Linked DNA regions of Homo sapiens: region 2 is linked to region 1. The links are chromatin loops, found by intact Hi-C in ENCODE. Cell type or tissue: dorsolateral prefrontal cortex. All regions are shown on one strand. Links, peaks and the distances in the headings refer to the core of each region. The heading gives the core; the rest is flanking DNA.

What was found. Peaks named below come from ENCODE experiments on the same cell type or tissue, not always from the same donor. Only the 100,000 strongest peaks of a DNase experiment are listed, where the experiment ranks them.
Region 2: a loop joins it to region 1, with 3 times the contacts of the local background. A loop is called at or near these places in 5 of 110 quality-filtered maps.

What each region holds. Positions count from the first base shown.
Region 1 is chr4:122,708,734-122,724,486 of GRCh38, forward strand. It overlaps a transcript of BBS12 not described here. Among named protein-coding and RNA genes, the nearest start is that of BBS12, 16 kb to the right of the region's middle. RefSeq lists an enhancer at 6,641-6,935. In dorsolateral prefrontal cortex, for the core only: CTCF peaks have their summits at 8,303 (motif pointing left) and 8,502; a DNase peak (open chromatin) is centred at 8,298.
Region 2 is chr4:122,576,307-122,592,059 of GRCh38, forward strand. No RefSeq gene overlaps it. Among named protein-coding and RNA genes, the nearest start is that of IL21-AS1, 35 kb to the right of the region's middle. In dorsolateral prefrontal cortex, for the core only: no CTCF peak of the experiment used is centred there; a DNase peak (open chromatin) is centred at 7,725; H3K4me3 peaks cover 1,004 bases; H3K27ac peaks cover 5,095 bases.

The DNA of each region.
Region 1 (15,753 bases), core at 3,577-11,576:
TCATTGCCACCTTCTATACAAGCTGTATAACAAAACATCACATTGTGCCCCGTACATGTATAAAATTATAATTTGTCCATTAAAAATGATATTAATAATAATTTTTAAAAATCATACAGCAAGTCAAAAAGCTGTCAATTAATAAATATGTTAATATTGAACTAAGGCTCATTGTTATAACTATCAACGGTATTAACGAACAATGATAAAGCATGTAAAATACTTTGTCCTTTGAGGTTACAAGGATGAAAAAAGCATGTGCCTAAGAAAGCAAAACAACACCAAGAAACTGAAGATGCAAACGATTTGTTTTATGAGTGTCTGTGTAGACGTGTGTGTGTGTATATATATATACTAATATACATATAATAATCAACAAAAACGTAACATAGGGACGATATTACAAACATACAATTCCTTTTTAGTGTCTGAGCGCTAAAGAAAGGTAGATCTTTATGTTAACATCTTGATTGACATAACTTTGAGGAAGAATTTTGCCTAACTGCTTACAGGGTTTTGTGATTTTGGTCCATTTATGTAGGAAATTCCCTTCAGGACTTATAATGGCAGAGTTTACTCAGTGTTTCTAAAAAATTATTAGAAGTTATGAGAAATAAAGAAACTTGATAAATGAACACTAAGAAATGATAGATGGGAGCTAAAAACATAGACTACAGGACAACTATGTTGCAATAATACAAATTAGGGGTTTCACTCTTGCTGGATAACTACCTTAATTCTCTGTCTCACTCTGATCCCCTAATAAAGAAGTTTATGATGACATGGATTCTAATAGGTTACTCAGTGACTTTGAAAGAAATGTCTTAATAATGATCATAATAAAAAGTGTCTCAATTTAATTGCTAGCTATAAAAATGATGGATTTTTGCAATTACATTTGTGCATATATATATATTCTTTCTTTTCTTTTCTTTTTTTGCAACAGAGTCTTGCTCTGTTGCCTAGGCTGGGTTGCAGTGGCGTGACCTTGGCTCACTGCAACCTCCACTTCCTGGGTTCAAGCTATTCTCCTGCCTCAGCCTCCCGAGTAGCTGGGATTACAGGCGTATGCCACCACACCTGGCTAATTTTTTGTATTTTTAGTAGAGACGGGATTTCACCACGTTGGCCAGGCTGGTCTCGAACTCCTAACCTCAACTGATCCACCCCTCTCAGCCTCCCAAAGTGCTGGGATTGCAGGCATGAGGTACTGTGCCTGGCAATACATTCTTTTCAAAACTCTCAGATCCTTTTTACATAGCACAGCTGCTATGAAATAGAAATTGAGATGTGGCTGAAAAAAGCCAAACAGCTTGATATATAAAAGTGCTCAAGTTTTTATCAGTTTTCCTCTGAAGGCTGCAACAACCTTAAACCTAAATCTTTTCATGGATATTATGTATACTGCCTAACTGCGGCGTAGGCACATCATCCCTCTGCCCTCAGAGTGGGGGACATTTTAGTGACTTCTTGATTTTTCATGCCAAAGGCGATGGTAGGTTATCCAAAAAAATCTTATTTGACCTTCCAATGCATATTACAATTGTATTTGACTATGAAAGAAATGCTCTAAAAATTCAGTCTTTGAAATTAAATAATAAAGATCTAAGGCAGGAGAAACTGGAAAGCCATTCAACTTCCCGTGTTGACTCCTACTCAGGAAACTTTCTTTTCCCAAGATAATGCAGGGAATCTGCATAGCACAACTGGGGCAGTATTTACTGGTCCATTGCTCAGAGAGCCCCATAAATGTAAGGAATTATTCATATCCAGTTGCGCATTTTAGCTGTTAAGTATTTTTCCAGTTCTGCTGGGTTAGAGAGGTATCGTGTTACAGTGGAAAGAAAAAGGCATGGATAGACTGACAGTTATGGAAAGAAGACGGAGCAGGGGACAGTGAAGGGGAAATGGATTCGTTATGACACACAAATGTAAAATTCCCTAGTCAAGAACAGTACAGCATTTGTGCGTTTTTTTTTTTAATACGTAAAGGTATTGTTCAGTACTTTTCCATTAATTTTTCAAAGGTCTTGACCTCCTAATGAAAAATTTCTGACTAAAAGGGGTTTTCCTCACCACTCAGTTCCTTCTTCTGCTAGGTCCTACAGTGAATCAATATCTCGTATTTGGTCCTTCAGACAGTTGCCACGGAAATGAGAGCTGCAAACACTTTCAGCTTTCTGGCTTCACTGTGGGATCCAGCATAGAACATGATTGAGCTGTCAGAGAACCTCCTGAAGGAAAGTTGTACCTGATAAGTAAGAGTTTCCAGAAAAATGGTGACACATACAGGAAGAAAAATAGATTGTTTAACTCAGTCTGAAAAATCCCTTTTGATTCATAAACTGTCTACATGATTGAAACATACGAAACCATCTCTTTCTCTAAGCAGATTCTTCTCAATTCACATACAAGCACCTCAGGGGCAAATAAAACTTCTCTGTGTAGGCATGAGGAGGAATCACTTTAGCAGAAGGAAAATAAGGTGCTGTAGAAATGAGAAAGTGCTGTAGAAATGAGAACACAAAATGCTAACCTGGAGGAGAGAGGGTGGCAGAGTGAGTGAAAGAGAGGGCATCTGATGCCGTTTAAATCATTTTTAAGGAAAACTAAACATCCTGATTGGAAAAAAAAAAAAAAAGGAAGTCACTGTGGATGTCAAAGAACACACAGGCTTTCCACAACTGGAATCACAGACAATTTGGAGCTTGATGGGCTCCACTGCAATAGACTTGAAACTTCATTTGTGTCATTTGGTCCCAGCAAATGGAACCTGGCTTTTCTGGGAAAGAATTCCAGCTGCCAGTTTGAATCCACTGAGTAGTTCTATCCAGTGCCAATTATAATCTTGAAAGATGCAGTCCCCAAATCCCCAAAATCACAACTACAAAAGATTAAAATCCTGAATGCTGAATTCTGGGACAGGATTAGTGTGTTTTCATTGCATGCTGGATAGTTGTATCATGTTAGTTGTATCAAGTTAGTCAAAACGATTACCTTGCTGTCTTTATTTGGAAATTAAATGTGGTTTAAGGAGATGCATATGAATGACAAAGGGTGGACTTGTGTACTGCCTACAAACCTGGTAAAGCATTATTTTGGATGTGTCTGTAAGGGCTTTTTCAGAGGAGATTATTGTGTGAGTCTGAGTGGATTAACCAGGTGTGGGGGAATCTGCTATCAATGTTGAAGGACACCATCCAATCAGCTGAAGGCCAGGAGAGAGAAGAAACACATAAGGCAAATTGGTCTCTCTCTCAGAGCTGGGGTAGACCTTCTGCTGCCTTGGACACCAGAACTCCAGGTTCACCAGTCTTTGGACTCAGGACTTTGACCAGCAGTCTCCTAGGTGCTGAGGCTTCCAGCCATGAACTAGGTTACAACCTCAGCTTTCCTGGTTCTGTGAACTTCAGACTTGGACTGAGCCAAGTCTCCAGCTTGCAGATGGCCTGTTGTGGAACTTTTCAGCCTCCATAATTGTGTGAGCCCATCCTACTGATAAGGCTCCTTCCTCTATCTATACACATATCCTATTGGTTCTGTCTCTCTGGAGAACCTTGACTAAAATAGATTTGATATTAAGGAAGCCAAATGTCATTCCTCCTTACTTTATTACTTGCAGCATAATGGGAGAGATCTGTGAAACTGTTCCCTCACAAAAGGCTATGATGGTCTAAGCATATGAGGCCTCTTAACAGTGAAAGATAAAACTTTAAAAGCTAATTACTATTGGCATTTTGAAAGCAGAAAATCACTTAATTGCAATGGTTGAGCAATAACCAGTCTTTCGAATGGACTGCACATACTTACAAAATTTGTAGACCACAGTCACTCTTCAAGTACAAATGCAGTGAGTGTTTCAAAAATCATAGAAGTGAAAATGCAAACGAAAAATACAGAAATCTCCCCTGCCAAATTATTCAATCATATAAGACTTCTGCCCTTTCACATATAGTGCCAATTTCCTATGCTACATATCTCATCTTTGCTTCATTTCCAATACTGGAGGTATAAGTTGTGTAAAGACTTCTGTAGAGTTCTAATTTGTTTTATGCATTTTTTGCAAATTTGACTCTATGAAAGTGTGTTATCGGAACGTTGACTTTGTGTGTAAGCACTGTGTGTGTGTATGAAAATATCAAAACTTCCTTAATAAAGATGTCCTTTCTGTACATCTGAATTTGTGAAAGATAAAATATCTCAAGATGTCAGCTACTTGGGCAACTGCATATGTGGTGGTGACTCACTGTGGTTTTTGATGGGTCTCATTGAAACATGCAGGTTGTCCATCATAGTATTTCAGATGACTGCAGTTATAAAGCTGGGTGCACGCAGTTACCAATCATAGTGATATGTGTTTATACATTTCACTTTTCGACTTATTTATTAATGAATATGGTTTGTCTGCTCATAACTGTTATATATATGTGGCTATCATTAGAATACTTGAGTGCTTATGCTTGCGAAAATGTGTATGTTATTATTGCCTATTTTATGGTGTAAAGTGGCCAATGATGTGTTCTGTCATGTTTTTATATGTTTCTCAAATAAATTCCCTTTAAAATGTAAATAAATGTATTTTTAATTTTTTTTTTAATTATTTTTTCTACCTGGGTTTGGTGGCACATGCTGTAGTCCCACCCAGCTACTTGGGACGCTGAAGCAGGAGGATTACTTGAGCCCAGGAGTTCAAGGCTGCAATATGCTATGATTGTGCCTGTGAAGAGCCATTGCACTCCAGCCTGGGCAACAAGCAAGACCCTATCTCTAAATAAATAAGTTTTTCTTCGAAATTACATATTTGGTATTTTGATCTTTCAGGATTTCAACATTTGGAATTAAGGCAATAGGGATTGTATCTTTTGGGATTATGCCCCAACTCAACTCTATCCTATGTCATTGACCTCTAGTGAGAGTCTATTGGATTGAGTAAGATCAGTGTTTTTCATGCTGGGATTAGAGAACAGATCACTCCTTGTGGTGTCATGGCTGTAAAAGATGAGATTTGATTGGCAGAAGCCAATATTTAGACAACTGCTTGGAAGACTTGCCAGATATTAGTGCAATGGGAAGGAGAAATTGCAATTTAAAAAGATTATACCCTTTTTCATTTGGGATTTTTAAGTTCTTCCAGGTAAAAATATCTCATGTATACAATTGTATACAATTGCTGGTGGGTATGTAAATTTTACAACTACTTTGGGGAATAATTTGGAAATACCTAGAAAAGTTGAAGATGCACTTTCCACACAACCCAGCAATTTCACTTCCAAGTAGCTGCTATGGACTGAATTGTGTCCTCTCAAATTCACATGTTAAAGCTTTAACCTTCAATATACGTTGACACAGGGTCTTTAGGAGATATTTAAGGTTAAATGTAGTAATAAGGATGAGGCCCTAATTCAATAGCACTGTGTCTTTCTAAGAAGAGAAAAAGAAAGAGATCTCATTCTCTCTCTCTTTCTGCCACATGAAGACACAGTGTGTGGCCACCTACAAGGCGGCAAAAGGGGCCTCACCAGAACCCTGTTATCCTTGGTACCTTGATCTCAGACTTCCGTCCTCCAGAACTGTGAGAAAATAAGTTTTGCTTGTTTAATCTACTCAGTCTACGGTATTTGTATTTGTATTTGCATGGTATTTTGCAGCCTGAGCAGGCCAAGATGGTGGCTATCCTAGAAAAGCTTTTATGTGTGTCCAAGAAGACAAAATACAAAATACATATTCATCATACCATTGTTCCTAATAATACAATTACAGAAACTGCCAGGCGTGGTGGCTCATGCCTATAATACCAGCACTTTGGGAGGCTGAGGCGGGCGCATCACATGAGGTCAGGAGTTCAAGACCAGCCTGGCCAACATGGTGAAACCCCGTCTCTACCAAATAAATATAAATATATATAAATATATACACACACACACACATATGTATAAACAAGCTAACTTCCTGTAAAGAAACAGAATTCCATACAACAGTTGAAATGAATGAACTCTAATAACAGGTACTCATATAAATAAATCTCAAAAATATAGTGTCAAGAAATAAGTCAAGCTTTAAAAGAATGCTTATACATGCTATCGTGTAAAATTTAAAACATAAAACAATAGTTTATAATTTTTTGGAAACATACTTGTATAAACAAAAATAAGCATTATTTAGTACATGCTTATCATGACAATACATGTCTATCATGTTTTACATAGTTGAGGAAACAGAATTTTGGCTATTTTAATTAGTTAGGGCCACCCAACACCAGATACCCGATGAGATTCTTTAACCTATAGTTCATGAAAAATAAATAAAGACTTGAAGGAGAATGACAAATTATTCTGAGGAATAATGGCTAAATACACAACTTATGTGTGCATAATTTCATACTACACAGTTGGAGGCATGATACTAGATAATATTTACACACACACACGCAAACTACATGCTTAGCCAGCATAGATAAGAAAATGGTCTTTACACTTGCTCAAATTAGATTGCTGTCTTTTTCATTATCCAGGCTTTGTGAATTCTCTAGCATGTCCTAAACCATTCTCATCCATCACTTTCACCATCAGAGTCCTTATCTCTATTTGAAAAAAAAAAAAAAAAGCTCAGCCTCCTGCTTATCTGATTGTCCAAAATTCACTTAAAATCCTGCTTTGACAAGTAGTATTTCTAAGGATGTTCTTGACTTTCAACATGCTTTGTGGTTCTCTGACCGGGTGCCTGTTTGATATTCCCCTACCTGGTAGGTTGAAGGGGTGTTTTAACTCTGGTCTTTGGCAGGAAGAGTGCGTTTTCATTTGGGCTAGCAGTGAAAACATGAACGTTTGTGATTTCTTATCTTCCACCACGAAACACTCCTCGGGGCACAGCAGTTCAAGGGTGCTTTGTAAGTGATATCCTGGAATCACTACTTGCATTTGTAGATTTTTACATCATTTTATATTGTTTCATTTTTTATTTATCCATGATATACTTCCAAGAGAAGTAAAAGAAACCTACACATTTCCAATAAAAACACAGAAAGAAAAAATATAATACAGTGCACCTATTTTTTCCATCCGCTTAAAATTAATATAAAGAATCTTATCCCAGGACATAATTTACTTTGACTTGGGTCAAATTTTTTATATACAGTTTGTTCTTTTGTTTATGTCAGTTTTTCCCAAACTGACTTTTATACAACTGTTATTAACTCTTTTGTTAAGTGTGAAGAAAAAAAGTGTTTCAATGTCAAATAAACGGGTATAATTGGGGTTAGACCAAATTCAATAAGTTTCACTTTTGAAGACTTTCTCAGAGGCTATATGTGGCTCTACATTAGAAACCCCAAGAGATGCTAAAGTATACAGTGTAACAACACCCTCACTTCCTTTTCAATGTTGTATTATAGAATGCTTATTGATGTCACAGATTCTGTATTTTTTCATATTTAGGCAGATTATAGTTCAAATCCCTTGGATTTATTGTTCAAATCCATTTTTATAATTAGCTTCCTAACCTCATTTTTAAATACAATTGAATTTTGTACTTCTTTTTATTTAAATTATGAAATTTACATTCATAAAAATTCAAATCACACAGAAGTATAGTGAATAAAAAGCAAACATTTTCACCCTCCCCAGAATCACATTCTCTTCCCTCAGAAGTAACCATTGACTAGAGTTTGGTGAGTCTCTTTTTAAGTCACTTTTATGCAAAACAATCAAGTTACTATTTCATATCATCTGAGGAAAACAACAGACATCTTCAAAATTGGATTAGAAAAAAAGTTGTAAAAGATATCTTCAAATTATATTTATATATACATATGTGTATATATACACATATGTATATATAAACATATGTATATATACACATATGTATGTATACACACATGTGTGTATATGCACATACACATATGTATATACACACGTGTGTGTATATGCACATACACATATGTGTATATATACACATATGTGTATGTGTGTGTATACATACACATATGTGTGTATATACACACACACGTGTGTGTGTATATATATAATTTCCCTGGTAATTCAATGGCTACATTTCAAATAGTGTCAGATTTGGTTTTAGGTGAAACTCCTGACTTTTCATTAACATAAGTGGTTACCAAGAAAATAAGTTGAAGAATATATAATTTCTTTACATTTTCCCCTAAATTATGCTAGATAAATTAAATCTTTAACTTTAGTCTTTCTTTAAACCCTTCACTAATTTATGTCAAACTATCAAAATAAGCATAAATCAAACCACACCCTCACTCACCGAACAGACAAGACCTCAACGCCCTCTAGTGGAGTGGCCTCCATGCTCCATTGTATGGGACCAACCCCTATTCCAGTGGGTAAGCCAAAGTGAATGAGCTCTTAATGAGGATGAGATTATAACTCGTCAAGGTTAGAATGGTACTCCCTCTTTCATTCATTTAACAAATAGCTAAACTTGCTTTAAAAGAAATTAAGTTAAAATGAGCCATGACCAAGAAAACAAGAAAAAACTATGAGGGGAAATATCCACATATAAGATACCAAATAATAACTTTATCACTATAGAAAATCAGTCTCTGATCTTCCAAGTATCTGTTTGTCTTGACTTCTTACTCTTGGCCACATCGCAACTCTTTACTACTGAATTTACAGAGATTTAAATCTATTCTTTCTTTTTTTTTAAGTGCTTAGCTTATGTTTGTCTTTAATTTCACTTCTCTGGATTTATCACTTTTCCTTAAGAATTACTTCACTCATTTTCCCAAACAACCACAAAAAAAATCACCATTTAATTCACTTTTCTGCTTTTGTTTCTTTTTTCTTGGAGACAAAGTCTCACTTTGTTGCCCAGGCTGGAGCGCAGTGGCGTGATCACGGCTCACTGTAACCTCGACCACCTGGGCTCAGGCAATCCTCCCACCTCAGCCCCCTGAGTAGCTGGGACCACAGCTGTGCACCACCGTGCCCAGCTAGTTTCTTAATTTTTGCAGAGATGGGGGTCTCACTGCTCAGGCTGGTCTTGAACTCCTGGCTCCAAGCAATCCTCCCACCTTGGCCTCCCAAAGTGCTGGGATTACAGGCATGAGCCACCACACCGAGCCACTTTTCTGCTTTTCTCCCCCTGAGAATGTGAGCTATCAGCCTCTCCCATTTAAAAGATAACTCCTATTCCATGGCATAATGAGAGGTAGTAGAGGATCGTGGTTAAAAGCATAGAGTGTGGAGCCAGCAGGCCTGCTTTCAAAGCCCAGAAGAGCAATTTACTGTCCATGTGATGTTGAGCTAGTCGTTTAAATCCTATGCATCTCAGTTTTCTCAACTGTAAAATCAGAATGATGATAATAGCATCCAATAGGCATTTGGCTTAAGTAAGAAAATCCATGTAGAGGAGGTAGAACAGTGCATAAAACATAGTAAGCACTCAATAACTGTTACTTGATATTACTACTTCATCAGAGTAAATAAAAATAAGACACCAGGAATGAAAGATTTTAATCCAACCTTTCTTTTCAAAACCAAAGGCAAACTGTTCATTAGCCAAACCCCACCATTCCTTGTTTAAATGATTGCGATCACCTCCTACCTAGCCTTGTAGCCAGCAGTCTCTCCCATTCATCTACTGTCATCAGTCAGATTTATTTTCCTAAAAATAATATTAACATTTCTAGTTCAGGATATGATGAACTAACTTCCTGCTGCAAACAAGTATAAAAACTAATATATAAAACAACTGTGTGAAGAAACTGGAAATCACCCAATTCCTGCAGGGTTGGAAAGGACAGGCTACAATACTTGAGAGGAGAAGCACAGGCAGTGAACTCTACTCTCAACAGGACTTTTTCCCTGACGGCATTTCCAAATTCATAAAATAGGGGAATAGATCCAAGCTGAAATTTTAATGGATTGAAGAGAAATAGATTGGAATCTGGGGCTGCTAAACTGGGCTAAGACTTGAGAGGAAAAAAATTATAGAGAACAGGGATTCGATGTGAAATGAAATGAAATGAAATGAAATGAAATGAAATGAAATGAAATGAAAAAGGTCATCCAAGCCCCACCCCACTGCTCTTTTAGGTTCCCGACTCTGTCTTTATTTTCTTCTTTGTTTGTTTTGAGAGGGAGTCTCGCTCTGTCACCCAGGCTGGAGTGCAGTGGCACAATCTCGGCTCACTGCAACCTCTGCCTTCCCGGGTTCACGCCATTCTCCTGCCTCAGCCTCCCGAGTAGCTGGGACTACAGGCGCCCACCACCATGCCCGGCTAATTTTTTATATTTTTCGTAGAGACAGAGTTTCACCATGTTAGCCAGGATGGTCTCGATCTCCTGACCTCGTGATCCGCCCACCTCAGCCTCCCAAAGCACTGGGATTATAGGCGTGAGCCACCGCGCCTGGCCTCTCTTTAGTTTCATATGCCCAAGACTGAGAGGTGAAGCCGGCTGGGCTTCTGGGTCAGGTGGGGACTTGGAGAACTTTTCTGTCTAGCTAAAAAATTGTAAACGCACCAATCAGTGCTCTGTGTCTAGCTAAAGGTTTGTAAATGCACCAATCAGCACTCTGTAAAATGGACTAATCAGCACTCTGTAAAATGGACCAATCAGCAGGACATGGGTGGGGCCAAATAAGGGAATAAAAGCTGGCCACCTGAGCCAGCAGCAGCAACCCACTCGGGTCGGCTTCCACGTCGTGGAAGCTTTGTTCTTTTGCTCTTCACAATAAATCTTGCTGCTGCTCAGTCTTTGGGTCCACACTACCTTTATGAGTTGTAACACTCACCGTGAGGGTCTGCAGCTTCATTCCTGAAGTCAGCGAGACCATGAACCCACCAGGAGGAACAAACAACTCCGGACGCACCACCTTTAAGAGCTGTAACACTCACTGAGAAGGTCTGCGGCGTCACTCCTGAAGTCAGCGAGACCATGAACCCACTGGAAGGAACCAATTCCCGACACAAGACTATGGAAAAACCTAGCAGAAAACAGGATCTGTGAGAACAAAGAGCTGAGCAAAAGTTTAATTAGACAGTTGTGCAATGCTGCAAAGATAGAAATTTGAGTTCAAGCCCAGGTTAGATGAAGGGGTCTTGGGGAAGGGTATGTCAGTAAAGATATCCTGGGCTTTCAATTGAGATGCAGAAGTATTTTACCCTATGAGTAAGGACAAATCTGAAAGAGGAAAACCTTAATAATGACTAAAACCATTCCCCATTCCGCCAAAGAATCAAAATGATCCTCTTATATCTTATCCACCTGCTGGAAGAAAACTTAATCTTCTTTGGAGGAAAGTAACAGTATTTATAGGCTCTACAATTTTTCACTCATATCTGGCTAAAAAACAAGACCAAATAACTAAAAGCTACACTTTTAAAAGTACAATAATAATAGACCTAAAGATAATGAAAACATTGAAGTAATCAGACAGGGAGCTGAAAATAAAGATCATTAATGTGTTCAATAAAACAGAGGATGCCTGAAATCCCAGCACTTTGGGAGGCTGAGGCGGGCAGATCACTTGAGGCCAGGAGTTCGAGACCAGCCTGGCCAACATGGCAAAACCCCATCTCTACTAAAAATACAAAAATTAGCCAGGCATGCTGGTGCACATCAGTAATCCCAGCTGCTCAGGATGCTGAGGCCCAAGAATGGCTTGAACCCAGGAGGCGGAGGTTGCAGTGAGCCAAGATCACACCACTGCACTCCAGCCTGGGCAACAGAGCGAGACTCTATCTCAAAAGAAAAGAAAACAAACAAAAAAAACAGAGGAAAATATTGATAATTTCAACAAAGACCTGGAATCTATTAGATGCAGCAGAACAGAGAACTTCCAGTAAACTGGAAAGCAAGCCAGTAAACTTACTTAGTTTGAAGCACAGAAAGGCAAAACGATGGAAAATACAGAAAAGAGTATGAGAGATACATGAAAAACAGTGATAAAGTCTAACACAATTGGAATCTTAGAAATAGAGAGGATATGATGATTCGGAAACAACATTTGAAGAAATACTGGCTCTAAAAATGTTCCAAAGTTGCTAAAAGACATGAAACCACAGAATCAAGACACTCTATGAATCTCATGTAAAATAAAATTATGAAGAAAACCACACTTGGGTACATCATAGTTAAGTTGCTAATAAGACAAATAGACAAGTCTTAAAATCACTCAGAATAAAAAAAAAAAAGCCACATGTTATTTTCAAAGAAGCAACAATAAAGTTATTAGGTTGGTGCAAAAGTAATTTTTGCCATTACTTTTGCACCAACCTAATATTAGCTTACTTTTCAACAGACATTATGGAAATTGGAATATACTGAAATGGAATTAAAATGCTAAAAGAAAAAAGAACTTCTTACCTTGCCACTTAGAAGTCTATACACAGCAAAAATATTATTCAAAAAAGGAGGCAAAAAGTAAGGCCTTTTCAGACAAAAGCTCAGAGAATTTATCACCAGCAGATCTTCACCACAATACCAAAGAGTTATTTAGGCTGATGAAAATTATCCCAGATGGAACAACAAGCCAGCATAAAAGAATGAAGAGCACCAGTTTATAAAAGACAAAAAATAATAATTATACCTTGTAGGGATTTGAATATATTTAGAAGTAAAATACATGACAATAGCACAGTAGATGAGGGAGATAAACAGAGCTAATCTGTTGTAAAATTATTCCATCTTTAGGGAATTGTTACAAGTAGGAATTAAATGTTAACCGTAATAACTCTAAGATGCATGTAATATTCTATTGTTTAAATAGCCACCACAAAACTTACTGGTCTAAAACAATCACAGCATTTATTTTATTCATGAATCTACAATTTAGGCAGGGTTTAGTGGGAGCAGATTGTCTATTATGCCCTACTCAGCATTAGCTAGGATGACTCAAAGGCTTGCTAACTTGTCTGTTTGGTAGTTGATGCTAGCTCTTGGCTGGAATCTCCATGGCACTATGTCCAGAACACCAAAATGTGGTCTTTCTATATAGCTCCCTGACTTGGGATGGTGGCTAGGTTCCAAGGCTGGGTGCCAGGCTAGAGAGCCAGGCAGAAACTATATCTCCTTTTCTAACCTATCCTCAGAAGTCATATAGTGTCACCTTTACCACATTTTATTGGTTAAAAGCAAGTCACTGAAGACATCCATATTCAAGGGGAGGGAAATTAAGCCTCTACCTGTTGATGAGAGGAATGTCAAATAACTTGTGGACATGCTTTAAAAACAGAGTTTCAACAAATTTCAAAGAGTTGTTTTTAGATCAAATTCTCTGACAACAATGCAATTCAGTTACAAATCATTATAAAAATGATATTTTCCTACATTTTCTCCTGGAAGCTTTATATTTTTACCTTTCATATCTAAATCCACAATCCTCTAGAATTGATTTTTATGTATGGTGTGAGACTGGGGGTCAAATTTTCTTTTATACCTTATGGATATACTATTGACTTGGAACCATTATTATGAAAATGTCCCTCTTCTCTGGAGAGCCACCTTTGTCTTAAATCAAGTCATGTAAGTATGGGCGTGTTTCAGGACTTTCTATTCTATTCCACCGGTCCACTAGTCTATCCTAGTCCATACCACACTATTTTGATAACTGTGGATCTATATTTAGTCTTGTTATTCAGGCAAGCTAGTCCTCTTACCTGTGCTTTGGTTGTGCATTGTCCCCTTGGATTTCCATGTAAAATTTAGAATCAACTTGTCAAGTTCTACACAAAAACACAAGCTAGGATTTTGATTGCACAATATCTGTAGATCAATAAGCAGACAACTAATGTCTTTATAACATTGAGACTTCCAACCCATGAACATAATAGCTCTCCATTTATTTATGTCTTCTTTAGTTTCTCTCAATACTTCTTAATAGATTTTTAATGTAGAAGACCTGTGTATCTTCATTAGATTTAGTCCTAAAATTTTTATATTTTTAACAATGTTATGGTCTCTTTATTATTTGTACCTGATACCTAAAAATACAATTGTGTCGATGTTTGTATTTGCATCACAACCTTACTTTCAGCAATCTATATAAATTCTTTTGGATTTTCTATTGTATGTATCATCATGTCACCTGCAAATAAGATTTTATATCTTCCTTTCCAGTCTTTATGTATATTTTTCCTTTTCTTACTTTATTGTACTGGCTAGCACTTCAGTACAATGTTGAATAAAGGACATTCTGTTCTTATTCCTCATCTTAGAAAGTTTTCCATGTTTTACAGTTTAACTGATGTTTATAGGTTTTCAAAATACCCTTACGCTGTTCACAGAAATTCTCTCTTGTTTTTTGTTTGCCCTGAGTTTTAATCATAAATGGACGTCAAATTTTATCAAGTGTGGGTTTTCTCTCCTATTAAAATTATTACATGATTCTTTAATTCTGAAAATATGATATATTCCATTAATCAAATTTCAAATGCTGAACAATTTGGTTGTCCTGGAACAAACCAAATTAGGTTTGAACTATCCTGGTAGGTTCTATCCTTGTAGAAATAATGAACTATCCTTGTAGGTTCCGGTAACAAGTTGTTGCCTACCTCACAAACCAAGTTTGGAAGCGTTATCTCTTTTTCTATTCTCTGAAAGAATTAAAAATGCTTTTCCTTAAATGGTAATAGACACCAATGAAATTATTTGGGCCTAGAGTTTTCTTTGTGGAAAAGTGTTTATTTTCAGATTCAATTTCTTAAATAATTACAGAAGCATTTAGCTTTCGCTCCATTTCCTTATATCCCCAGTTTTCTGCTTATTCTCAGACTTGACTGTGATCCATCCAATATGAATTTTTATCCATTCTGGAATGAAAGCAAGAACTGAAATTGGGTGTTGTGGCCTCTTTGATGTGTTTGTTATCAGTCTGTCTTTGGAGTTGCAAAAGTTCTGTCAGCACAAACCATAAATTTTCCCCACTTCTGATACTACCTGAAACCTGGCAGGTGGTTAATTTCATTGCCAACAATCTGCTTATTGCAACTAAAATATAAATCAGAACTCCAGGACATCTATACTAAACAACAGCTTAGAGGAAGAAAGTATTTGAGTGGCAGGTTCAGGGTGGCAGGAACTGCAAAATGGGATGTTTAAAAAAGTTCTTAATAGCCCTCTCATTGGTGAACTAAAGTCCCCATGATATCTAAGCTACAGAAAGAGGCAGCAAACTCACTGAGTTTCAGATGCGTGTGTGACAAGCAAATAGTTATAAAAGAGCATCACCCTAATAGATGATATTGCTATTTTAAATATGCCATCATGTAATAAGTCTATTTAATCTCATCTTTATTTAATATTTGATAGAACTCTTAGTTGGTTCCTTGTATATCTAGCCATTCAATAGGGGAGAAGTTAACACAAGTCTCAAGATGGAGGACTATAGCAGTAATCTATTGCTGCATAACTGTCCCATAACTCAGTAGCTTAAAATAATTGTTATTGCACAGTTTCTATAAATCAGAAATCCAGGGGTGGCTTCACTTGTTCCTCTGCTTCAGGGTCTCTCACTTGTTGTAATCAAAGTGTCAACTAGAGTTGTACTATCTCAAAGGTCAACTGGAAAAAGATCACTTTCAAAGCTCGTTCACATGGTTGTTGGCAGAATTTGGTTCCTCAGGAATGGTTGGAATAAAAGCCTCTTAAATTGTCCATATATTGATGAATTTGATCTTGCTCTGAAAAGAGGAGGAGAAACATAGAGAACTAGATATGCTTGAATTTGTTTTGGAATTAAAGCAAGTAAATTCTGTGATCTTTGACTAAAATTCTCCAACCC
Region 2 (15,753 bases), core at 4,278-12,277, 130 kb before region 1:
CTTTTCTTTCTTAAAATGAAAGTGAAGCAAATACTATGTCCACATTTATGAGTAGGCTCCTAGTGATAATGGAGCAAAGCAACTAGCCCTCAGGCAGGGCCTGGTAAGGTCACCATGCTTCACTCAGCACCTGGAGTCTCGCATAGCAAGCTCAGATGTGCCAGTTTAGAGGGTCTGACTCACATTAACCAATTCACAATATGCTGATCAGTTCCCAGGGTCTTTATAATAAAGCGGGAAATTACTCAACAGACTGGATATTTGTAAGTATGTAATTTTTACCAACAGGAGAGTGGCTTCCTTTAAAGTTCAGAGAACCCCTTATTCTGTAGTCCTCTCACAACACTGTCTGAAAGGGCTAATTCTAAAAAATATCTCATCATCCAAACTTTGTGGCTGGTACCCTAAAGAGGCCCTGGTTGAATGCAATGACGTCTGGGCTTCTATTTTGATGTACATGTCACAGCACTATGTCCTAAGAGACATGTTTTAAAGAGGCCTGAGAGAATCGAAGACAACCTATTCATAAAAACATTGATATGAATATAGATGTATAAATGTGCACATCACCATAATGTGAGTTTAAAAGTAGAGAGAAAAAACATCATGGAGAAAAACAAGTTTTTAAAGCACAATATACAGAATAATTTTACAACTAAAACTTTGTGGCCTAGAGCATCAAGCCTGTTAATTCGTCATTTCTTTATCTGCATTGCCCCCCAGTGGTAAAATGGCATTAGTCCTTTGGAGAAATTAGGTAGATTGAGAGTAAAGGAGACAGGCTGGAACAAGAAAGAGGCAACAGTTCAGATTAAAAAATAAAATAGAAAAGAAGGAAAGTTTTTGTTTCCTGGAGCAGTAATCAGGAGAGTTTGGCATGAGAATGTTGGGGAGAGCCCCTGGCACCTGCAGGAGCAGCTTTTGCTGCCCATGGACATTGGTTAGGTCTCTTACATTTCTTAGAATTGACGAGGTTTTGCTTTGCTTTGTTTTGCAGGCCTGTGTAGGGTGGGTGTTGTGATACTGAGTCACATTGCTCAGCCACCACTGTACCTACCCTGTACTCCCCATCATCTCAGAGAAATGTGGCCTAGGAAATTGGATGACATGGTCCATAGTATGCATTTAGCAGAGGAGATGTTGGCAGAATAGCTTAGTGGCCCAGAAATGCAGGGCATTCTACCCTTTTTAGCTACCCTGGGGACTCACAGACAGACGAGGGCCTTTTAAAGAGGGTGTTTGTTTATAATTTATGTCCATCTATTTTCAATGAGACAAGGAGAGCTACAATGAATATCACAGTCAAATGGACATTAGAAAAATAAAGATGGCAAACTAGAAACAATCTTGAGGAAGGAGCAGAAACAGTACAGGGACTTTGGCACAAGGTGATTACCACAACTAAGCATTGCATTTAGTTCTAAATTATGGCTAATGCAAACTGGAAATGCAGGGAATTATATAGTTTCCATTGCCTGGAGCAAGAAAACTTAACTGATCTTCAGAGATACACAGTTCTTGGCATTATATGACAAGAGGAATTCCAGAAATCCTAGATCCATAAATAAATATTGCTATTGAAAATTGAAATATTGCATTCAATTGCATTGAAACTATCCAAATGTATAGTTGATTCTCTTCCATGAGAGCTTGCAGACCTGTTACTACACCTAGTTAGTTCCCCTAACCTCTGGTGAGACCTCTAGTGGGCCATGGAGTTACTGCAAAGTGTCCGTGAATCTCGATTCTAGAGGGATCGTTTCAGTAGTGAAAAAATGTTTTGTGCAAATAAATGTACCAATATTTTTCAAAAATATTTAATATGAAGATTATTATAACTAGTAAAATATAAATTTATTTAAAAGAACTACTGAATTCACATTAGCTTCTAGTTATTACAGACTTTCTTAATTAGAGTCTACTAATAATGCCATTATTTTAAAATTGTATATTACAAGTAGGTCCTTGTGCTTGTAAAGGTTGTAAACCATCACTGGTGCAGACTATCTAGATGGTGTTATTAATCTAAGCGGAGAGGGCAGACACTGCCCACCCCTCCTTAATCATACTCTCAATAACTTTTTCATGTTCTATGATGAGCTCCAAGGAAGGCACTTTGTGCTCGGATGCTCTGGGGCTTTGCTCAGTAGTTAGCTTTGTGGTTTTAGGAGGCCCAAGAGAACTTCAGGGCTTTCCACTCTGAGCACTTTGTTCAGGAAGCTTAAGAGACTTGTTGTGGTTTCGGAAATGACATGCTTGAAGTTGGAGTTCGCACAAACTACTGCTCCTGCTTAAACAGATGGTAGGAAGAAAGACAGCCATAGGGGCTGGTGGCCTGAAAACCGAAGCTGTGGTTGTCTCCACAGACAACTGTTCTTCAACAAGCTTGCAATTAATTGCTCCACAGAGACATACGCACTTCTTTCATGTGGGCAAAGAAAGAACTTTATCAGACAAAAAGCCTCATTTCTCTTAAAACGGGATGAAGGGGAGGAAGTTAGGCAGTCAATCGGGGCAGATTTTACAACACTGAAAATCACGTTTTTGTTGAGTTCTCCCTTAACATATGGGTGACTCCATGCTGCTATAGATGCTTCGTAGATATTTGTGTTACTGTCAACTGCTGGCTGATAACTGCCATAAAGCCCCTAGAGAGGGGGAGGCAGAGCTCCCTCAAGCAAGCCTAAAATCTTAACCTACTGTGGTCTAACTCAACCAGCTTAACTTGGCTGTCTGGGGACAGAAGCTGATGGCAACAAGATTTCAAAAGTAAAATGGGCATGTGCAAAGCCTTGTAAGAAACAAAGTATTTCAGCCTCACCTGATGCAGTGGTGCCATTAAACAAGCTACCAAATCAGCATCGCAAAAACAGACTGGCATATTTGTTAAATATAGTACCAAGGTCACAAATAGTTTTTAGTTATAACTTTAAATTTATATATAGACACATATAAATTTGAATGTCTAGACAAAAATGCCTCTCCCACAGTCTATCATGGCTCCTAAGTTATACCATTGGAAATTCATTGATTTGAGCCAAGAGTCTTTTCTATCTCAGAATGTGAACATTCTGGTGGATGTGTCTGGTAGAAATGGGGAAAATGACACACATCTGAAGATGGGACAAGGTGCCAGTAAGGAAAATAGAATGATAAAGGAAAATAAAAGGTAAGACAGATAGTTCTCACAGCTTGGAATGTTTGGAATCTATGGTCAGAAACAAGGTGGCCAAAGGCAAAAATCACAAACTGGGCAAGGTTCTGCCGGCTTGTGGCCCAACCTCTCAGCTCCCCTCCTCTTCCCTGCCAGGCCCTCCTCCCCTTTGGCAGACTTGATCTCAAGCTTTAAGCTCTTTTTTACCCTCTTTGCTTTAGCAAACCTATCATATAAAGCGCACTGAACCAAGGAAACACACATTCACATCTTGATTCTTTGGCTAAGACATTCCATCTCTTTCCATCTTTCTTGTAAAATATGGTTATTACTATATATTTATATAGTATATATATATATGCTAAATATATATTATATATTTATATAGTGTATATATATGCTAAATATATATTATATATTTATATATAAAAATATATTTTTTCTTGCATCTTAACATTACTGAAGTCTGGAAACATTTTTAAATGAGTACCTTTTTTTTTGCACTTTCTCACAGGTTACTGTGAGGGCTGAATGTGCAAAACTTTTTCTAAAGTGTTGCCAATGTATAACCGTAGACAAATAAAATGCCCTGAGATCATTCCCTACAGCATCTGCTGTCTATGGAATGATGGTCCAAATGATTGCCAGTGACATCTCACAGGTTCCTACACAGCATGCACATGAGGACTTATAAAGTATAAAGGCTGCTGGAAGATGAATGTTGGTCTTCTGGCAGATGAAGAAAGAGGAAGGTTTGAGGACAGGCCAGCCATGTGGTGCTTCTCAGTATACCAGGTGGATAATCCTCACTCTTATTCCTGGGCTATTCTTCAGCAATTTTTATAGTATAGCATCTATTGTCTTTAAAGTATTATGGTCAGGGAATGCATGGCGTCAGGCCTACTGGGGGTCTTGCTGTGGTCAGCATTCTTAAATTCCAAGAAGATGAATTTCTCAAAGTTAGACAATAAGTTATTGGCAGAGTCAGGATTCAAACTTAGAAACCCCTGTGTCCTGTGCAGATAAACAAACCTGTGCAGCCAGTGAATGGAGAGTCAACAAATATTTATTGAATGGCTGCTATGTGCTAGGTTCTACACCAGCCATCAGACATGCAAAAATGAATACATCCTCCTACAAACTGATAATAGATAGGAGAATGTGCTAAGAGCATGAAGTAGAAATTCACAAAAAAAATTTCAAATGACCAATAAATGTTTAAATGCGTGTAATTCACTAGCAAAATAAATTTAAGGCCAGGCATGGTGGGTCATGCCTGTAATCCCAGCACTCTAGGGGCCAAGGCAGGAGGATTGCTTGAGCCCAGGAGTTCAAGACCAGCCTGGGGAACATAGCAAGACCCCTTCTCTTAAAAAAAAAAAAAAAAAATTAACAGGTGGTGGTGCATGCCTGTAGTAACAACTACTCAGGAGGCTGTGGTGGAAGGATCCCTTGAGGTCGAGGCTGCCATGATCACAGCACTGCACTCCAGCCTGGGTGATAGAGCAAGACCCTGTAACAAAGAAAGAAAAAGAGAAAGAGATTGAGAGAGGAAGGAAAGAAGGAAGGAAGGAAAGAAGGAAGGAAGGAAGGAAGGAAGGAAGGAAGGAAGGAAGGAAGGAAGGAAGGAAGGAAGGAAGGAAAGAAGGAAGGAGAGAGAAAGGGAGCGAAAGAGAAAGAAATAAATTTAAGTTAAAAGGAGAAACCTTTTTTTTTTTTTTTGCTCTGTTTGTCAAAGGTTAAAAACATGACTATACTCAGTGTTAGGAGAGTGTGGGGTCACTTTCCTATCCAGGTGATGTTAAAATACTACCTTGCTAGGGGAGTTTGACAATATGTATCAAAATAAAAATGCCTGTCTTTGTCTTGGCAATTCCTAGTTCAGGAATTTAATCAAAGGAAATAATAGAAAAGGGGCTCAAGGATGTGTGTACAAATATTTTCATTGAAGTATTGTTCATAATAACGGTTTCATTTAAATGTTGTTTACAGTATTGTTAAATAGTTTATGGTCCATCCTTTCCATGGAATGCTGTGCAGTTGATAATGTATACCTATGTTAGGATAGTTATCCACAATATATAACTAAGTAAAAATAATGACAGCATGCTATATACAGCTTAATCCTATTTCTGTTTTTTAAAATGTGTACATGCTTATATACATAGAAATAAATTTTAAAAATCCTCCAAGATTGTAAACATGAACTAGCCTTTCATTTTTATACTTATTTCTTTAATTTTTTGCAATGATCTTTGATTACTGTTTTTTTTTTTTTTTTGAGACGGAGTCTCACTCTGTCACCCAGACTGGAGTGCAGTGGCGCAATCTCGGCTCACTGCAAGCTCTGCCTCCCGGGTTCGCACCATTCTCCTGCCTCAGCCTCCTGAGTAGCTGGGACTACAGGCGCCCGCCACCACGCCCGGCTAATTTTTTGTATTTTTAGTTGAGATGGGGTTTCACCATGTTAGCCAGGATGGTCTCGATCTCCTGACCTTGTGATCCTCCCACCTCGGCCTCCCAAAGTGCTGGGATTACAGGCGTGAGCCACCGTGCCCAGCCTGTTTACTTTTATTATCTGAAAAAAGCATTAAAATACAAATATTAAACACTCTACCCTAAAGGAGATCACATTTGTATATTCAGCATATTTTTTCAAGTTGGAATGTGAGTTGTCTACCAAGTCTAGAATCTACAGAATTGATAGCGCTAGCAAAGCTGTGAGACTGCCCCTCTTTTCAAAAACCTAAGCCCAGTCTCATGAAGAGAGCAGGGAATCCAGAGACAACCTGCCTCCAGTCCTGTTCTCGGCATTTTTCTACTTAAGATAAATCAGACCCAGGTGATATAATCATTTCTCTTGAGCAGGGAAGGAACTAAAGTTTATTGGGAGGTTCTTAACTTCTAGGCACTCTGCTGGATACTTTTATATCCTCCACCTGTGAGGCAAGTATCACTAGACAAAGTAACTGGTCGCAAATTGCACAGCTAGAAATTGGCAGTAATGACTCAAATCTAGCCCTGTGATTCCAAAACCTGTGCTATTTCCCTGGGTTCCTTACTATCTGCTTTTTTGTGTTTGTGTGTTTACCAATATAGATGCCTGGTTTAGTGTGAAATAGTCTATGCATTAAAATTTGCACTTAACTGAGTCTTCCTTAGAAGAGTCCTACAGTGGGCACATTCCTGTCATGACCTGGCTTTCTTTAACTGGCTAGTGACTCATATATTCTTCCATCCATCTATCCATCCTTACATATATCATCTGCATTCATCCATCCTTTTGTCTGGAATTTGTTAAGAGCAATATAGTTTATAGTTTAAAAGTATGATCCATAGAACCCAATTGGCTGGGTTCAAATTGTGGCTCTACTGCTTAGTAGATATAATGGACAAGTTGCTTAAAAACTTTGTGCCTTCTTTTCCTGTAAAATGGAAATGATAACAGTACCTACCTCATAATGTTGCTGTGAACATTAAATGAGTTAATCAACGTAAAGTACTTAAGGCAGAGCCTGGCATGTAATAAGCACATCATCCGCATCATTAGTATTAATACCACGCACCAGGTACTGGGCTAGATGCAGAAATTTCAAAATAGAACAAGATAGGGTTTCTGCCTTCAGGGAGCTTATAGTCTAGTGAAAGAAATAGATATGCCAATACCATACGGACAGAGTGTTGTGCTGGTAGCACTGGCGAGGGTGGGGCCAAGGGGGGCTTTCCAGGGAAGATGTTGTCTAATCTGAAGTGAACCCAGCAAACGTGGGAAAAGCAGGGACCAAGGCCTGGAAGCAAGGATGTGTGGCCAGCTTGAGGCACAAACTGGTGGAGAATTACTGAGGTGCAGAATGCTGGAGAGGTACTGGGGACTTGGAACTGGAGAGGGGACGTCAGCTCTTGTTCTTTGGCAACATTTTTTTTTTTTTTTTTTGAGATGGAGTCTCCCTCTGTTGCCCAGGCTGGAGTGCAGTGGCGCAATCTCTGCCCACTGCAACCTCCACCTCCCGGGTTCCAGTGATTCTCCTGCCTCAGCCTCCCAGGTAGCTGGGATTACAGGCACGTGCCACCACACCCAGCTAATTTTTGTATTTTTAGTAGAGACAGGGTTTCACCATGTTTGTCAGGCTGGTCTCCTGACCTCAGGTGATCCACCCGCCTTGACCTCCCAAAATGCTAGGATTACAGGCGTGAACCACAGTGCCTGGCCCTTTGGCAACTTTTATAAAGTCCCCTGAATCTAATGCACCTGACCATACTCCTCTCCTTTTCTTGCTTGTAAACTTTCTCCCTGTTACAGCCGTTAATTATATCAGACCTAAAAGATAAGGTCAGGATCATAGGCAAAACCTCTCCTTTCATTATGCATTCAGTTTCTGTGGTTGACTAACTGAATGTTCCAGCTACACCTGTGTCTGGAAACTTCAGCATATTTAGAGTCTCGGACCGTGAAAGTGGGATCCAAAGTGTCCCGGGCTTTGGGGAAAACTGACTTCCCAGGCATCTGAGTATGGCAGGCTTTTCTGCACAAGCTGCCTCCCAGTACACAGAGCAACATCATATGCTGGGGGCCATACCCCTGCCGTCAGCAGAAATCACAGCGTGCCTGCGGGGCAGGCTGACCGGCTTAGGCAGGCAGAGTTTATTACAGTTCTTATATTGTCCTTCTCAAAAATAATTATGTTCCAAGGACAGAATGCCAGTGATGCAACTCTACTGACTCTGAGTTTTACAAGTCTGTCTTAATCAGTCTCCAGGATTGCTCTCCCTCTATTTCTTAATTCCCCTTTAAAGTTTCAAGTAGTACATGTTTTCAGATTATTCAGCTTTAATTTATGCCCCATTCATCAAGAAAATTGTGTATTTTTAATTTTGGTCTTCAATCATTGCATTCCACAGGTGTTCTCTCTGTGTAAAATAATTAGGCCAAAAGATTCTCATTCTATTTTGAGATTCTGTTTGAAAGTGAATCAAGGGTGCTCACAAAACTGGTTACCATTTTCCAGAAATGGTTCAAACCCTGTTACCTATATTTATCTTCAAAAGGACTTTTGTAGTTTTATCATAATACCCTTGGTGTTTCTCTTTTGGCTTCAGCTTGCTTTCTGTTTTTTGGTGTAACATCCTCCATTGTGTATTTTTGGCAACAGAGCTAGTCTGAATCAGTCTTCCTTTCATTTCTGAGGCAAACTGGTGATTCATCTTTAGCATGGGAACCACTTTTACAAACACGGCTGTTACTGTTTTCTGTCACTGAGGTTTGAGTTAGGAAGATAGATCAAGGAAAGTTGTCTCAAGAGACATTCAAGTTTGCAATTCATTCTTCATGGTTGCTGCTGTCTACAGCACTCAAAAGAATGTGAGTGCAGGTCAGGTCCCTTTGGCCTGCCTTTGACACCACCCCTGCTTGAGGGGGAAGTTGAGATGTGTGGAGGAGGATGGGCTGAAAGTTGCATGGAAAAGTAATAAAATCATGTGCCTCCTCATGTGCTATACTGAGAAGGGCCTACCATCACCTACATTGTATTCCTGCCAAAAATGTTTAATCTGAACCTAATGGTGAGGAAACAATTGGGCACGTTCAAATTGAGAAGTATTTTGCAAAACAGCTGGCTTAGGCTCTTCAAAAATGTCAATGCAATGAAAAACAACAACAATAAAAACTTGGGGAATCGTTCTAGATTAGTTCTCAAAATGTAGGCCCTGGAACTAGCAGCATGGGTATCACCTAGGAGTTTATTGGAAAAGCATAATCTCAAACCCCACCACAGAACTATAGAGTTAGAATCTACATTTTAACAAGATCCCAGCTGATTTGTATGCACACTCAAATCTGAGAAGCTCTGCTCTAGTATACAATTAATATTCAAATTGTCCCAATAGTCTCAGCAATATCCCTCTTTCCTGTTCCCTGCCCTACACCCTCCCCAAGTCTTAATCTAGTCAAGTATCTCACATTACATTTGTCAAGTCTCTTTTACTTTAGAACTGTGGCTCTAAAACTTTAGCATGCATCAGATTCACTTGGAGGGTTTGTGGAAACACAGATTGCCACCCCTCCCCCAACCTTATTTCTTAGTGGTGGTGTTAGTTGCTGTTGACTCTGGGACCACACTTTGAGTACCAAGATGTCAAATAATAGTACATATTATTTCAGTGTTAAATTTCTAAGTGTAATAATCATGGTTATATAGGAAAAGGCCTTTGTCCCTAAGAGATTCTTGCTAAAGTATTTAGAGATTAAGTATCATGATATCTACAACTAACTCACAGATGATTCTGTAAAACCAAGAAACAACTAGATGGATGGATGGAGCATGGATGCATGGAGTGGATGGATGGATGTGATATGGACAGGCGATAGGGAAATACCGGGTAGGAGAGGGTGCTTCCCTGGCAAAGGCTACACCCTCCCTCAAGCCTGAAGACCCATGGCCGTAAGTGGGAACAGCCATTTCTGTTTTCATGCCCAAAAAGTTGCCTTTCAGCTCACCACACCCCCTATCCTGTACCCCGTACCTATATAAACCCCAAGTTCCAGAAGCAGAAGAGCAGATGAGGAGATAAGGAGACAAGCAAATGGCAGAATGATGTGGCAGAGAAAGAGAGAAGAGAATGTCTGAACACCAAGAGGAGTGTGACTGGGGGTGGTTGGAGAGAAGTTCGGCCACTGGACAGCCAAACTCCAGGGGAAGATCATCTTCCCACTCCATCTCCCCTTCCAGCTCCCCATCCATTGTGCTGAGAGCCACCTCCACCACTCAATAAAACCCACATTCATCCTTCAAGCCTGTGTGTGACCCGATTCTCCCAGGATACTGGGCAAGAGCTCAGAATACAAAAAGCTGTCACAGTGGCTCTCTGCCCTTGAGAAAAAGCAGAGGTCCATTGAGCTGGTTAACACTTAAGCCTTCTGTGCACAGCAAGGCTAGAAGAGCATTGTAACACTGGGGCCACAGGCACCCACCTCTAGACACTACTGTGGTGCCAGAGCCCAAAGCGCTCACCCCAGCTCCTGCACCTGCCTGTCTGCATGCTCCCCCATCCTGTCAGGGGTTTGAGCAGCCAACAGGCGAGCCACACCCCTGTCACACGTCCTATGAGGGAAATCAGAGAACTCTCCCATTTCAGGTGGATGAGGAATAGATGGATAAAACAAATGTGACAAAATATTAACAATCAGTGAACATTAACATAGATGAACAATGAACATAGTGAGCAAAATAGTTGAGGGAACAAATAAACAAACAAACTGTAGGGGAGGAAAAAACCTTTTCCTCTACCCTCTTAGGCTCACTACCCAGGACTCCGCAAATTAGACTATTAAAAGACAGATCGACAACTGAAAAGGCACACATATTTTATTTATGTTAATTTTTACATAACGAGGGGACCGTTTTTAGAAAAGAAGTGAAGACCCAAAGAAGCAGGTCTGGGAACTTATATGGCATTTTAAACAAAGAACAATACATTGCAAGATATGTGACAAGAAAAGAAAAGGGTTTGGGGCTTCCAAGCACTGCAACCTGTGGGTAGGTAAATATGTGGGGGAAATATGTGGAAGATAAAGCTATCTTAGCAAGATTTGTTTGTGCAGGTCCACCTCAGTGCTGACGTTCTGTTTTCTTCAAGGTCATGGTACTTTTCTGGGAGAAGAGATTTATGGCAGTCTTTATTTCTCAGGAGTTTCTGCTTTTACTCAGGTAAGGGAAGCTCTGGGAAGCCTTCTTTCTGCATCTGTTGAATCCCAAATGTCTTCAGCTCGAGATAATTTTGATGCTAAAGTGGCATATTTTAGTGCAGCATATTCTGATCCTCTTCAAAACAGTGTCGACCTAGAGGTTGTAGATTTTATGTGGAGTCTGGAAAGAGCAGTGTTTGGGTGGATCTGATTTGCAACTTCTCACTGCTTAGTGAGCAGAGTATAGTGTGTGACCCAATAACCAGCCCTATTATTTTAACCTGAAGAGCTGAATCAAAGCTGGTCTTGTAGGTAATGTTTTGTCCCATTATGACCAATGGGAGGGGTAACCATACTGAAATGATTTCACTAATATTAAATCTTCAACCAACATTTTCTTACCATTTGTTTATGGCGTCAGGAATATTTGACCCTTGCCATCTCTGTCCAGTCAGCAACCATCCATGGGTGTTTAGAGTAGGCAGTGGGAGGGGTGTTCCATTAATCACTCAGATGGGTAGGTCAAAGCACCCTGGTCTAGTTGAGGAAGGAATGCAGATTCTGGTTCTGGCAATGCCAATTAAGAGGTAATGTTGTCAAGGCAGGTCACTTAGGCCCTTTGGCTTGGTGTTTCCGTGTCTGTAGTCTGATTGTTGGACTAGAGCAGAGATTTTCAAATTGTGTTTTGTGGAACCTTCAGAGATTCCCTAAAGATACCTCAGGGACTACTGAAAGGAGTGAGGGGTACCTGTTAGGAAGGTTTGAGGGGAAGGTTCCTCCCCTACTCCAACCACACATAGTGAACCATTCACCCCTGTGTGGTGATGGCAGGTGGGACACTGATGGGAGGAATAAGGTGGTGGAGTGGGGAGAGAATACAAAGAAAGACAGGGTGCTCCTTGGCCACATATGAACCACCTCATTCTTGTGAAAGTTTATTGAGTGCCTCCTAGTTCAGGCCAGACATCCTCATGAAGACTGAAGAGGTGGCCAAGGCAGCACAGGGTCCAAGGACACAGGCTTCTTAGAGGAGGTGTTTTTCAGTCAGATCCCCAAAAGCAGCTCCAAAACCATGACTGATTCTAAGGCTGGTGTATGCCCTGTCTCGCTCTCCATAGCAAAAAGAGAGGACTCTTTTCATGTTGCCACTGTAAATGCCCTGTGTGAGCTACATGCTTCAGTAAGAAATGCCCAGTATCCCTTGGCACCAGCCAAAATTTGCCTTAAATTGTGAACTAATTCATTTTTCTTTGAATTATTTCACTGTTGCTTACACTTAGCTGTAATTCTAAACAAACAACTTTGCCAGCGAGCTGTAATGTTTACACTGACCATAACCGAGTTTCTAGATGTCCAGATACTTTCTTGACAGCACCTCCTGCCACAGCATACTGTCCCACCAGTCAGGCGAGGTCTTCAGGCCAGGTCCCCTGCAGGAAGACATGGCAATGCTAGCTAAGATGTCTTGGGTTAGGCATCTGTTTCTCCTGTGCATGCACACACACACAAATGTGCGCACACACACACACAGTAACTAGATAACTATTAGTCACCAAGGCATAAATTTTAAACTCTGAAAAATGTAAACGGACACCACATTCCCTATTGTTACAAGTTTAGTCCAGCAGTTAGTCCCACTTTTGCTTCTATAGGAACTAGGAAATAAACCCTAATCACATTGGTGACCCACAGTCTCAGATACTACAGAAGGCAAGAGTTTGATATTACTTTTCTTTAAAATCACATATATACACAAGCATACACACACACAAACAAGCCTCATATTAAAGATTTCTTCTTGGATTTGCATTCACTTCCTCTATATCCACTGTTGCACTTGCTTCTGGTCACACTGATCTGCCACAGTCTTGCATAAGTCACTTAGCCTTTCTCAGCCTTACCATCTCTATTTATAACATGAGAGAGTTTGCAAGTTCCCAAGGGGCCATGCTGTCTTTGGCCTAATTCTGTGCCATGTTCTCTGCCTAGAAGCCTGCACCACTCTCCAAGTTTGCCCCTCAGGAGACATTTGGCAATATCTAGAGACATTTTTGGTTGTCACAACTTTGAGGAAAGGGGATGTGACTGACATCTAAGTAGAGGCCAGAGATACTATTAAACATCCTATAATGCAAAAGTAAGCCCTTACAACAAATAGTTATCTGGTCCAAATGTCAGTAGTGCCAAGGTTGAGAAACCCTTTTCTAGACCTAGTAATTCCTACAAGTTCTTTACCTAGAAATTTAAATGTCACTTCCCCCAAAGACCCCTGTCTAATACCCTAAACTGAAGAAAAAGCTATCAGAGCACTTGTCCCCATATGCTGTAATTGTTCTTTACCCATTTTTTTCTTTTTAGAAGATGAAGGAATATTTCTTGTTTAGTGCTTTATGTATCTCTCAAGCTTAGCACATAATGTAGCAGAATAAGGGAATGGATAGATGGATGGATGGTGTCTTAGTCCATTTAATGTTGCTATACAGAATAACTGAAACTGGGTAATTTATTTTAAAAAGAGAGAGATTTATTTAGCTCAGGATTATACAGACTGGAAAGTTCGAGGGCGTGGCCCTGGCTTCTGGTGAGGTCTTTCATGCTGGGACATAACATGGTGGAGAAGGTCAATGGAGAAATAGACATGTGCAAAAGACACAAAACCCAAGGGGAATCGTTGGCTTTATAACAAACCACTATTATGGGAATTAGTTCAGTCTTGCCAGAGTGAGAACTCACTACCATGAGAACAGCACCAAGCCTTTCATGAGAGATTTACCTCCGTGACCCAAACGCCTCCCATTAGGCCCCACCTCCCAACACAGACACATTGTCATCTAAGACTCCAGGCAAGCTCCTTTAGACTGTAAGCCTGTAAAATAAAAAAATAAGTTACAGTTAATCATTATTGTACAACATTGGTTGGAACTTCATGGGTCCACTTATACATGAATTTTTTTCTGCTTCTGCCACCCCTAAGATAGCAAGGCCAAACACTTCTCTTCCTCCTCTTCCTCAGCCTACTCGAAATAAAGGATATTGACCTTTATAAGAATGAAGGATAAAGACCTTTATGAGGATGAAAACCTTTATGATGATCCACTTTCACTTGATAAAGAGTAAATGTATTTTCTCTTCTTTATTATTTTGTGAATAACATTTGCTTTTCTCTAGCCTACTTTATTATGAGAATATAGTATATAATACATATATAAAATATGTGTTCGTTCACTGTTCATGTTATTGGCAAGGCTTCTGGTCAACGGTAGGCTATTATAGTTAAGTTTTGGGGGAGACAAAAGTTATATGTAGATTTTTGACTCTGCAAGGGGTCAGCACCTGAACTCACACATTGTTCAGGGGGTCAACTGTATTTACTTCCAAGATAAAATGGTTGTACAGGCATTGGGTAAACATTCCCATTCCAAAAGGGAGAAATTAGTCAAAAGAAATAAATGACAAGCCCCACACAAGTCCAAAACCCAGAAAGGAAGTCATTAAATCTTAAAGCTCCAGAATAAACTCTCAGATTCCATGTTTCTCATCCTGGACTCAATGGTGCAAGGGGTGGACTCTCATGGCTTTGCTGGTTGTAGCCCACATGGCTGCTCTAACAGGCTGGAGTTAAATGTATGTGGCTTTTTCAGGCTATGGCTGAACACAGCCAGTGGCTCCACCACTGTGGGGTCCTGGCTGTAGCCCCACCTGTGTGGCTTCACTAGGCATTGCTGTGGTGGGGACTCTGCAGCACTCTGACTTCACATTTCTGCTCAGCATTTCCCTAGTAGTTGCACTCTGTGGTGGCTCCATTCTTTCAACAAATCTCTCCCTGGGCCCACAGGCTTTTCCATTCAGCCTTTGAAATGTAGGTGGAGAAAGCCACACTTCCATAGCTCTTGCATTCTGTGAGTCTGCAGACTTAGCATCACATGGAAGCCACAAAGGCTTACTGCTTCAGCCCTCCAGAGCTACAGCCTGAGCCATATGTGGGGCCATTTGAGACGTGGCTACTCTAGCTCAAGCAGCCAAGATGTGGGGAGCAGTGTCCTGAGATAGTGTAGGAGTGTGGTACCCTGGGGACTGTCCCCCAAAACCATTCTTTCCTCTCAGGCCTTTGGACTCATGATGGGAAGGGTGTCTTCAAAGATCTTTGAAATGCCTTTGAGACCTTTTTCCCAGTGTTTTGATTATTAGCACCTGGCTCCCTTTTGTCAATGCCCATCTCTATAGCAAGCAGTAGCTGAGTCACACCCTTGGATTCCTCTCCTGGAAACTCCTTTTTCATTCTCTGTCACATAGCCAGGCTGTGAATTCTCCAAGTTTTTAATACTCTGCTTCTCTTTTAATTTTAAATTCTGTCTTTAGGTCATTTCTGTGCTGCCATAACTGAGCATAAGTCGTTAAAAGTAACCACACAGCTTCTTGAGTGCTTTGCTGCCTAGAAATTTCTTCCGCCAGATATCCTAGTTCACTGACTTGAGTTCAGCCTTCCACAAGGCCCTAGGCATGGACACAATGCAGCCAAGTTCTTTTCCCTGGTGTAACATTGGTGACCTTTGCTCCAGTTCCCAATAAGTTTCTCCTCACTTCTGTCTGAGACCTTGTCAGAATGTCCTTTACTGTCCATGTTTCTATCATTATTTTGGTCATGACCACTCAGCCAGCCTTTAAAAAGTTCCAAACTTTCTCACGTCTTTTTGTCTTCTGAGCCTCCACCACAGTCACCCTCAATGCTCTGTTCATGGCAATACAGACTTTCTAGCCTGCTCTTCCAAACTCTTTCAACCTCTGCCCATTACCCAGTTCCAAAGCCACCTATCTTTATAGCCACACCCATTCCTCGGTACCAATTTTCTGTCTTAGTCTGTTTTGTGTTGCTATAACAGAATACCTGAGACTATGTAATTTATAAAGAGGCTCATTT